Regions from separate parts of the Homo sapiens genome. Here all the other regions are linked to region 3. A link is an interaction called in ENCODE POLR2A ChIA-PET data of the cell type or tissue named here. Cell type or tissue: PC-9. All regions are shown on one strand. Region 1 overlaps KMT2A (lysine methyltransferase 2A). Region 2 overlaps PHLDB1 (pleckstrin homology like domain family B member 1). Region 3 has its middle 13 kb from the start of MPZL2. Region 4 overlaps ARCN1 (archain 1 coat protein complex I subunit delta).

The links. ChIA-PET counts read pairs that join two places held together with the same protein. Peaks named below come from ENCODE experiments on the same cell type or tissue, not always from the same donor. Only the 100,000 strongest peaks of a DNase experiment are listed, where the experiment ranks them.
Region 1: POLR2A ChIA-PET joins it to region 3 with 9 read pairs; 3 of 35 experiments call an interaction of 5 or more read pairs at or near these places.
Region 2: POLR2A ChIA-PET joins it to region 3 with 5 read pairs; 3 of 35 experiments call an interaction of 5 or more read pairs at or near these places.
Region 4: POLR2A ChIA-PET joins it to region 3 with 8 read pairs; 3 of 35 experiments call an interaction of 5 or more read pairs at or near these places.

Annotation. Positions count from the first base shown.
Region 1 is chr11:118,509,662-118,512,161 of GRCh38, reverse strand. KMT2A (lysine methyltransferase 2A) reads right to left here. Exons shown (of 36, transcript NM_001197104.2): 30 at 2,044-2,214; 31 at 137-211. It overlaps TTC36-AS1 (TTC36 and KMT2A antisense RNA 1), which reads left to right. Exons shown (of 3, transcript NR_120574.1): 3 at 62-244. Among named protein-coding and RNA genes, the nearest start is that of TTC36, 17 kb to the left of the region's middle. In PC-9, no CTCF peak of the experiment used is centred here; no DNase peak of the experiment used is centred here.
Region 2 is chr11:118,618,274-118,620,773 of GRCh38, reverse strand. All of the region lies in intron 4 of PHLDB1 (pleckstrin homology like domain family B member 1), which reads right to left. Among named protein-coding and RNA genes, the nearest start is that of PHLDB1, 12 kb to the right of the region's middle. RefSeq lists an enhancer at 2,221-2,500. In PC-9, no CTCF peak of the experiment used is centred here; DNase peaks (open chromatin) are centred at 3, 763 and 1,143; H3K4me3 peaks cover 1,097 bases; H3K27ac peaks cover 1,663 bases.
Region 3 is chr11:118,275,922-118,278,421 of GRCh38, reverse strand. No RefSeq gene overlaps it. Among named protein-coding and RNA genes, the nearest start is that of MPZL2, 13 kb to the right of the region's middle. RefSeq lists an enhancer at 694-988. In PC-9, no CTCF peak of the experiment used is centred here; a DNase peak (open chromatin) is centred at 951; H3K27ac peaks cover 2,500 bases.
Region 4 is chr11:118,599,556-118,602,055 of GRCh38, reverse strand. It overlaps ARCN1 (archain 1 coat protein complex I subunit delta), which reads right to left. Exons shown (of 10, transcript NM_001655.5): 10 at 1-1,431. The coding sequence ends at 1,342. Among named protein-coding and RNA genes, the nearest start is that of PHLDB1, 6.8 kb to the left of the region's middle. In PC-9, no CTCF peak of the experiment used is centred here; no DNase peak of the experiment used is centred here.

The sequences.
Region 1 (2,500 bases), 230 kb before region 3:
TATATGAATTAAATCTCAATAAAGCTGTGAAAAAAATTTTTAACTGATTTTTTTTTCACAGAATCAACTCTGCCTTAGGCGAACAATTTACCATAATATTCTGAGACAGGAGTGGAATAACACCTCCAGCCATTACCTGCAAATGAGAGCTGCTTTAGGCGGGCATTTGATCGAGCTTCCTGGACTTTATCTGTCAATGACTTCCAGGCATCTGAAAGGAAATAAAGAAAACCCGTAAGCCAGAAAATATGCACGTAAACCCTTCTTAATACCAATGATGTGCACAAGCACTGCTTAGAATCCCTACAGTGTGAACACTTGCCCTCCTAGAGCAGTGTTTTGTTATTTTTCTTAGAGTTTAAGTCAGTTCATTACATGTGAAAGGAGCCGAAAAGGTACACTCCCCAGCAGGGCTTCTTTCTGTTGGAGGACACAGAAGCACTAAGGAAAGTCAGACCTTCTGAAATGAACTCTGAATCCCCAACGCATTCACATCCCTTGATGGAAGTCTGGGTCTCACACCTGAATGTTTGGTATTTTTATGTTCCCTGTACCCCTAATCAAAACAGCACTAGTAATAATGATTTAAGCAGGACTGTGGGAAGATCATAACCTCTCTGTTCCTTAAAGTTAAGAGGCAGAACTAGAAAATCCTTACAGTTCCTTCCAGCTCTAACCCAAGATTCTGTGATCTTTTCCTGTCTGCTAGGCATTTCCACATGGATTTCTTACATCACTCCACATCAATGTCTTCTGTGGAACCCCCATACTCCTTACTTATCTCCTTTGTTCTCCATGCATTATCTTTTGTTTTAGTCACCCAGGCCTGAATCTTTAGGGTCATCTTTGACTCTCCCCTCTCCATATTCCACCAAGTGTACTCATTCTTCTTTCCTTTCCTTTCTTTTCCCACCGAATGTGGGCTTTATTACCAGACATCTCTACTCTAGCAATACTCTCATTAGTAAACTCTCGTCTTTGAGCATCTCCAGTTCATGCTCAATCTGTCTCATATAGAGAGCTTATCACATTATGTTTCCTGAAATTCTGCTTCTATTCACTCCCTCAAGTTTTCAAAGTCCTCAAGGTTTGGCACTGAAAGCCCTCTAAAACCTGTGCCCTATCCACCTTCCCAATTTTCTCTTTCACTATTACCTCACATGGATTTCAATGCCATCTCACCTGACACTACTCTAAACCCACCAAATGCAGTCCTGCCTTTCTAACTTTGCTTACCTCCCTTCTTCTTCCTAGAGAGCCCTGCATTCTTCTTTGCCTAACCCAAATTCCATTTTCTCCTTTAATAGAATCTTCTATTTATCTTCATGGGTTTTTGATAACCCTAACTCACCCATGGTGACCTTTCTCTTCTTTGAACTCTTCTAGTACTTACAGCCTAGAGAACATTTACTAGTCCTTCAAAGGTGGATGAACACTTAGATGCTTGCGATACAAAGATGAATAAGAAAATAAAATTCCAGCCCTTATGGAGAGCTCGCTGTTGAGTGAGTGATAAAAGTAAACAAACACGGACAAAACAAAATGTAAGCTATGAGAGAAGAACATGTAAGATTCAAAAGGAGGGAGAGGGAGGGCTTAGCTACCTCAGAAGGTCAGGGAAGACCGTCTGAGCTGGATCTTGAAGGGTGAGCTGGAGCTCACCAGGTGATTGAGGGCAGGGAGAGAACTCCAGGCAGAGGAGAAAGCACGTGTGAAGGCACACAAGGGAGAGAGAAGGGCACAGAAGGCGCATGAGGGAATGGCAAAAAACAAGGCTGGAGGGGGAAGCAGAGTTCTCAGGGGCTCCGCTAAGGTGTGTGCAATGTTGAAAACATAATCTGTATCATTAACTTTTCATGTAAAATATGGCTATTTCTCCAATAAGACAAACTTCTCAAGGACAAGGAAAATGTATGATGCCTCCAGGTATCCCCCTACCATCTAGCATAAAACAGCCACCTAAATGGTGCTAATACTCAGAAAATGAAGCTCTAGCTGAAACAGGGCTTCTGCTGATGGGTCAACCTGATTTAATCCACTCACCTTCAATACTTTCTGCACAGATCTGAAAGCCATCATCACTGGAAATTTCAAAAACAAGTCCTTTCTTGGGTTTTTTCTCAGTAATGCTTTCCTTCCGCTTTTGTTCTTGCTGAAGCCAAAGCATCAGTGGGGAGCTGAAATTACTTTCCTCTTCTTCCACTGTTTTAGGTTCTAATAGGGAGAAAATAGATAGTGGTTGCAGTAACAAATGCTCACTGAGCACTGACTACATGTAGAGTACTTTACATAAATGATCTCTAAGCCTAACAACATTCCACAGTTGGTTTATTATTCCCATTTATAGATAACAAACCCAAGACTCAAAGAGCTTGCCTAGGTCATTGCTAGAAAGTGGTGACTAAAACCAGATTTTTTTTTACATGAAGTTATGCTCTCTGTGGTAGAATTTCTAGTATGACGATCTGATAGTTTTTCAATAAGCAACTGTCCTCAATAG
Region 2 (2,500 bases), 340 kb before region 3:
CTCCACCCTAAACACCTCCTCTTCCGGCCCCACTCCCCATAGCTCAACTCATGACCCAGAGTGGACCAAGGCACTGCCCTTTCCGGCCAGCCCACTTCCTGGGCCCCTGGGAGCCAGCCCGCACCCCAGCCACAACATCCAGTTGTGCTAGACCCAGCAAAGAGCCCTCCGACCCCAATAAGGTACCCATCCTACTTGGGAAACAGATATCTGGAGCCCGCAAAGTCAGGCTGAGATTCTGAGTCAGGCAGGTGTTTTGTTTTGTTTTGTTCTGTTTTTTTGAGATGGAGTTTCATTCTTGTTGCCCAGGCTGGAGTGCAATGGTGCGATCTCGGCTCACTGCAACCTCCGCCTCCGGGGTTCAAGCGATTCTCCTGCCTCAGCCTCCCATAGCTGGGACTACAGGCATGCGCCACCACACACCCAGCAAATTTTGTATTTTTAGTAGAGATGGGGTTTCTCCATGTTGGTCAGGCTGGTCTCGAACTCCCGACCTCAGGTGATCTGCCCGCCTCGGCCTCCCAAAGTGTTGGGATTACAGGCGTGAGCCACTGCACCCGGCCCAGTCAGGTATTAATACCTACCATCCAGCCAGGTCCCCCAGAGAGTTCCTCTTGTTCCAGGGACCTGGCCCCTGCACACCAGAGCCTTACGGGACACAATGTTTTATGCTCTCAGCAGCTCACACAGCCTGACACAGTGTCTCTCAGATACACACCAACACTTGCTCAGTCACACTGACACTACTTCATCTCTGCATGCTCTGAGTCACACAGACACCCTCATTAAACACACTGTCTCTCACACACCTTTATTCTCATGCACACATCCCCCAGACAACTCCTTTTAGTTACACACTCACCCAGGCATAGCTTTCCTTTCACTTAGTCCCTGGAGAAACTCTGAAATAAAATCAACCTCTTAGATGAATAATCAGGCAAGTTTTCCATTCTTGCTAAACAGCCCACTAGCCCACTCACCCATGCTGCCAACTATATGCATACACATGCACACGCTCACATGTGCACACGTATCTTATTCCCTTCTGAGGAAAAAGGAAGAACCATATAGGGTCAAATGCAAAATGAAGGGAGGCTTTAAAAAAAATCTCCTCAGGAAGAGTGATTCATCGGTCTGGAAACTGTGAGGGCCAGCTGGATAGACCTAGGCAGACACAGAGGATGCCCGCCAATGAGAAATAGGGCAGGAGGCAGACACAAAGAAGTGGGAAGCTGGGAGCCTTGCTCTGCCCTCCTTCTTTTGAGCTTTATTAGTCAAGATCGTTATCAGTCTCATAACAGAAAAAGGTTGAAGGCTTCACTCCCAATTTACAGATGGAATAACTGGGTGGGAAAAAAAAGAGGCTGAATGTCCTAGATCCCAGAGAGAGGCAGCTGGATAACCCAGAGATCCGGCTCCCCAGCCACACTCCTCTGCTGGCCCTCACACAAGCCCCTACCCACCAGTGAGAGGCTTAGGGAATGAAGGAGACTGGAGACCAGGGCTCGGAGGAAATGCTAGGAGTGGATGGGGACCTACTGTCTAGACAGCCTGGGCCCTGAGCTGGTGGCTTTCTGGGTCCTCCCCTGCTTGGTTCCCTCCCAGATCTTTCATGTGGTCTGGCGCTGTGGTCCCAGGGTGGGGCAGCCTAGACCCAGATTGAGATTCCTCCTCATTCCCTTGGTCCTATTCCCAGCTCCACCCCTTGCTCTGTAGAGAAGAGGGCAATGTGGGATGTGCCGAGATGCCTGGGTACAGGGGGTGGAATCAGGACCTTCCTGGCTCCCTCACTTCATGCTCCTATGTTCATAGCTCTGTGCTAAAGGTTGGCATCTGTTTTCTGCCTGCCTCCCCTTTCCCCTGGCCCAGGCATATTCCTGCTGGAAGAGCCTGTCACTGCCATCTCTGCTTGTCATGAAGTGTGTCTCTCCAAGTTGCCTATGGCTGGGCACAGTGCCCAGAATGATGCATCTAAGGCCAAAGCACACTCCTTGTTATTCCCAGAGTAGCCCTTGTTTTTGAAAGAGGAGGGTCCCGTCTACAAGGCCAGATTAGGGGAACAAGGTAGGGAAAATGATCGTCTTGTATATATGCTCACAGATAGGCATATGACTAGTGGGGTCTCATATACACATAGGAGTACACACACAGACATTTTGGTACCATCAGTCCTGAGTTCACCCCTGCCGCCCACTTGAACACACTGATCGATAAACACAAGGAAAGACACAAACACAGGATTCGTAAGCCCAGAGTCACAAACACATCCGGAGCTACATAAACACACTCCGGTTACACAGACACACAGAGATAGCACATGCACCCCCGAGCCACCCAGTTTCCAGGGAAACACACTCCCAAGAATGTCCGGAGTGGGGCCAGGCAGGGCTGGGCTTGGTGCCTTGCTCCAGAGATGAGACAAGGAAACCCTCAGCTCCTGGAGCCCAGGGGAGGGGGAGGACTGGGGAGAAGAACACCCATTCCTTTGTGCCTCTGCCTA
Region 3 (2,500 bases):
CTGGGATTACAGGTATGAGCCACCGATCCTGGCCTAAAGAGCTTTTAAAGAGAATCCTGTCTTTTAAAGGATCCTCAGGGACCATTTATGCATTTCACAAGTCATCATACTTATGATTTTATAATCAGTGCCTGGTTTGGTCATTCACTTTCTTACTTTCTTTGGATTTGATCTACATGACTTTTAAATGTGTCCAAAAATCAAGCCCATTCTCAAAAGCATGAGGATTTGCCATCAGTAAAAATCTCAAGGCTGGATGCAGTGGCTCATGTCTGTAATTCCAACACTTTGGGAGGCTGTGGTGAGTGGATCACTTGAGGTCAAGAGTTTGAGACTAGCCTGGCCAACATGGTGAAACCCTGTCTCTACTAAAAATACAAATAAAATACAAACTTAGCCGGGCATGGTGGCACGTGCCTGTAGTCCCAGCTACTAGGGAGGCTGAGGTGGGAGAATTGCTTGAGCCCAGGAGGCAGAGGTTGCAGTGAGCCGAGATTGCATCACTGCACTACAGCCTGCGCAACAGAGCGAGACCCTGGTTTTTTTTTTTTAAATCGAAAAATGTTATGATTCAAACTCCTAAGGCAATTCTAAAAATGTTCTAGAAATATCTGGAATAACGTCAGCATCATTAGAATAAAAGCTTGTCCCCAAGGTGACAACTTTAAATGACAATTTTTCTTTGGCTTTAAAAGCTTCTTTTCCTCTTGGTTATTGCTAATGTAGCTCAGCAGATATTGACACTCAAGACAGCATATAACATTGGAACAAACTGCAAGAAAAGAGCGATGTTGCTGGGACTTTTCCCTGAGTTTTCCCCTTTCCAAAGCTAAGGGTGGACCCCCTCACTGAGCTAGGCAGGAAAGGCTTTCCTCTTTAGCTCTGACTCACCTGAGAAGACTCACATCCTGTTTGCCTGGACAAGCAGCTGGCTGCCCTTTCTACTCAGAAAGGCTTCTCAACTCTGACAAGTCCAACCTGCTTGTTCTCTTGAAGCTTCAGGCCTCAATGGGAAATGGAGGGGAAGGTAGAAAGGCTGAAATACCTTAGCTAACTCAGCACCTTTGCTGCTTTTCAGCATTTGGCAGATCTATGATGATGCCTCCTGCCATACAATTTGCAACCCCTGCACTGTTCTATAACCTGTCCAGTGAGTCCTCTGATCACAGCCTTGGATGTTGAGGCAATGTCAAATTACTTGTAATAACTTTAAATACTTACTCTCAGGTTTTGTATTTATCTCCTTAAGGACCAGTGACAGTTTCCAGGTAGTCTGCAGGCCACACTTTGAGATGCATTGTCCCAATTTTTTTCAGTGAACAGAAAGTTCTGGAAAGATGACTAGGTAAGGTATAAAAAACCTGGTCCCATGTTAGCATATTGAAAGCCCTGAGGAGTACTGTAGCTAAAACCAAACCAAAACAAAATTCTTTTCATTAGTTTAATCTAGCATTTTCCCTTGTGTACAGAATCTTTTCTGTTGTTCAGTACCTACTAATATCTTGAGGAGTGGTGTCTGTCCAGATGCCAATCTAGATGTTAGTGTAATAGGTCTCCACGGCTTCTTGCAATTTTGAGTTTTAAGCAGGCAAACTCTTCCCATTGCTTGAGTTATTGATTCTATACTTCTCCCTGCTTACATTATCTCAAACAAAATGTGTCTGCTGCCCCCTTTTCTCCCCTGAGATGGCTGAGATGGCTTGTGAAAAGAGCAAAGAACAAGAGGTGGAGTTACAGTAAGTCAAGGACCCTGGACAGAAAGTTGCTGAGGCTGAGGCCAGGGAAAACAAGAATTACTGGTGGGGATTACAAGTCAGTTCTTGCCATGAGCTTCTAAGCTTCCACTGCTGTTATTCAAGTAGGCTACTTGCAAGATCAGCTTTCCTCCAAAAAAGCTTATGTCTGTTTTCAAACGTAAGCTCACTGTCTCAGTGGTATTGATGGATCAAAATGTTTAATGGTGTTGGAAAAGGTGGAGCCTTTTTCCACTCTGCCTGGGACAGTGTACCTCTTGTGGAGAATCCACCTAACCTTCAGATTTTCCTCTACCCCTCTTCCTGTTCTGATTCAGTGAGTGCTCCATGCAACCACTTTTGCATACCTATGCTTAAATCCTTATATGTGTACAAAACCCATTGATAATGAAAAAGGTAAAACCTCTTTAGCATTACTGACAAATCTCTGTTGCCTTTCTCTTTCACACTTATTTAAAATTCCCATCACTTCTTAGAATTTCCCTGACATCATCAGACTTCAATGAAAAACCCTTGGACCAAACTGGAGACAAAAGACTCTCACCTTTGACAGCTCCTTTCCTGCTGCTCTGCCTCTTCTGTCTTAAGCTTGTTTTGTGGAGGAAGGATCATGGAGTTTGGAATTAAAGCCCAGTTGTACTACTTCCCAGCTATGTAAGCTTGGGTAAGTTACTAAATGTCCTAGTGTCATTTCCCTCATCTGCAAAATGAGGAGATTAATAAAGTACTTTCTAAGGTTGTTGTGA
Region 4 (2,500 bases), 320 kb before region 3:
CCACAGCCTTCAAAATCATAACCCCATTTCTGTTAGAAAGGAGGGGACTGATGACAGAGAGTGCAGTCTGGAAGAGGGAGGTGGTGAAACTGAGGAATGTGAATGGATTACAGACTGTGGCCATTACGTTTTAGCTTAAGTACCCAAAATGTGGAGAAATGAAAATTTGGGTAGCAACAGCAGCAGACATGATTACATGTGGATGTGAAATCCCTAACTGGACAGACATAACCATTCTTTTAGACATCTTGAAGAGGGACTGTGCCATTTGAAAGGTGCTTCTCAGCTATCTTTAATATTGACACAAGTGGGATTCATGGTACTGTTCTAAACTGGAAGGACAGGCCCTGAAAGGAAAACAACTTGGCAAAGAGATGAAGGAATGAATTGATACGGGAAAAGAACAGAAGACATGCGTATCTTTTAACTTCTAGACCCCATACCCCTCAAATAGTTCACCTGAATAGTCCAAAAATCAAGAATGGGTTAGATATACTTGTTCCAGGAGTGCCAAATAAATATAATGCCTGTAAACAGATGATCCCAGTGCCTGACTGAATGTATAGAAAGAAAAACCTAAAGGTAAAGGGTATGAATGATTAAAATTTTCTACAGAGAAAACTTTTTAAAAACAAACTAAGTATGAAATATAACTATATTTAGGGATTATATTTAGGGATTAAAATAAAGGAGCAGCTGGGCATGGTGGCTCATGCCTGTAATCCCAACACTTTGGGAGGCTGAGGTGGGCGGATTGCCTGAGCTCAGGAGTTCGCGACCAGCCTGGGCAACACGGTGAAACCCCGTCTCTACTAAAATACAAAAAATTAGCCAGGCGTGGTGGCGTGCACCTGTAGTCCCAGCTACTCGGAGGCTGAGGCAGGAGACTTGCTTGAACCCAGGAGGCGGAGGTTGCAGTGAGCTGAGATCATGCCATTGCATTCCAGCCTGGGTTACAAAGTGAGACTCCATCTCAAAAAATAATAATAATAATAATAATAATAATAAAATAAAAATAAAGGAGCAACTTAGGTAAAGGTAGAGGAGGTATTTAACTGGGGGCATTCTCTGGAGAGCTTGCTTTCCTGCTGGCCAATACAATCTGCCAAAGAAAATTAGCAGCCTTTCCCTTTATGTTTGTGCCATTTCCTTATCAAAGAATGTCTCTGTGACACTGAAACATGGGGGTGAGTCGAGGGTCCTTGCGCGCAGAGAATCGTGCATTGTATCAGAAAAAAGGGGTCTCCAGTGGCTTGTAAATCTGGGAAAAACTCTTCAGCCATCATTGGCGTCTTCTTTATTAATCTGAAAATTTTCCTTTTCAGCTCCCTCTTCTTGGTATTACAGAATTTCATACTTATCCACTAGGAAAGTGGTCTCTGTGGAAAACCTGACGGGGCTGTTTCCATCTACCTGGGTCACTTTGGTAACCTAGGAAAATAAACAAAGAGTAAGGTAAAGCAGGAGGTTTGAGTCTCCATCATGTTGACTACATTCTCATTACAGAACATATCAATTTCCCTAAAAGCGGTATTAAAAGTAACTGTAAAATACTAGAAAAATGTTCAATTCACAACTGAAAGTCACAGCATCACTCTTCCCCACCAAAATGATTAAGCTGCTTTTCTTCTAGATGGAGAAAAGACAACTGTTGGGACGAGATGTTCCGTAGTATTAAGTAAAAGCTCCAAAATGAGTGGCCACAGCCCAGCCCTGCCCTGTATAACCTATGAAATTCATAGACATTCTATCAGGATGATATATTAACATTCTGACCCAAAAGGCAACGTTCTAGCTCTTCACATTATTCATTTGCTCTGCTCTCAAAGTCTCGTGTTAAAAGTCCCAGTAAGCTGCTCTATCATACTTATTTTTTAGGCATGGCTGGTCCAATGAGGTTTTTCCTTTTTAAATAAATAAATGTCCAGCTTAATTAATTACATGTAACAATGGTACCTATAACGGCACCAATACAACACTTGAACCACTGATTCGTATTTTCTAATGAAGTTTTGGGAGAGCAATTATAATGTCCTAATCTTTGAATAGCCCCAATAGGAAAATTTACCCATTTCTATCTAATGTCTTGAGTTCAATACAGTTGCTTCCAACACTGATGGGGTTATGTCACTAACAGGATAGGGAGAGAGAACTGCTCTTTGGAATCATTCAAGGGAGGAAGCTGCAATTTTCTAAGCATTTACAGGGGAGACGGAGACCATATGGGAAGCTAAGGTAGGGCCAGAACAACAAGCAAGTCAAAAAGAGGGGAATATTAATAATATAAACTGGGTCCTAGTAATGCAAATTAAAAAACTGGAAGAACAGCCAGACGTGGAAGCTCACTCCTGTAATCCCAGCACTTTGGGAAGCCGAGGTGGGCGGATCATCTGAGGTCAGGAGTTAGAGACCAGCCTGGCCAACATGGTGAAACCCCATCTCTACTAAAAATACAAAAAAAAATTAGCTGGGTGTGGCAGTACACGCCTGTAGTCCCAGC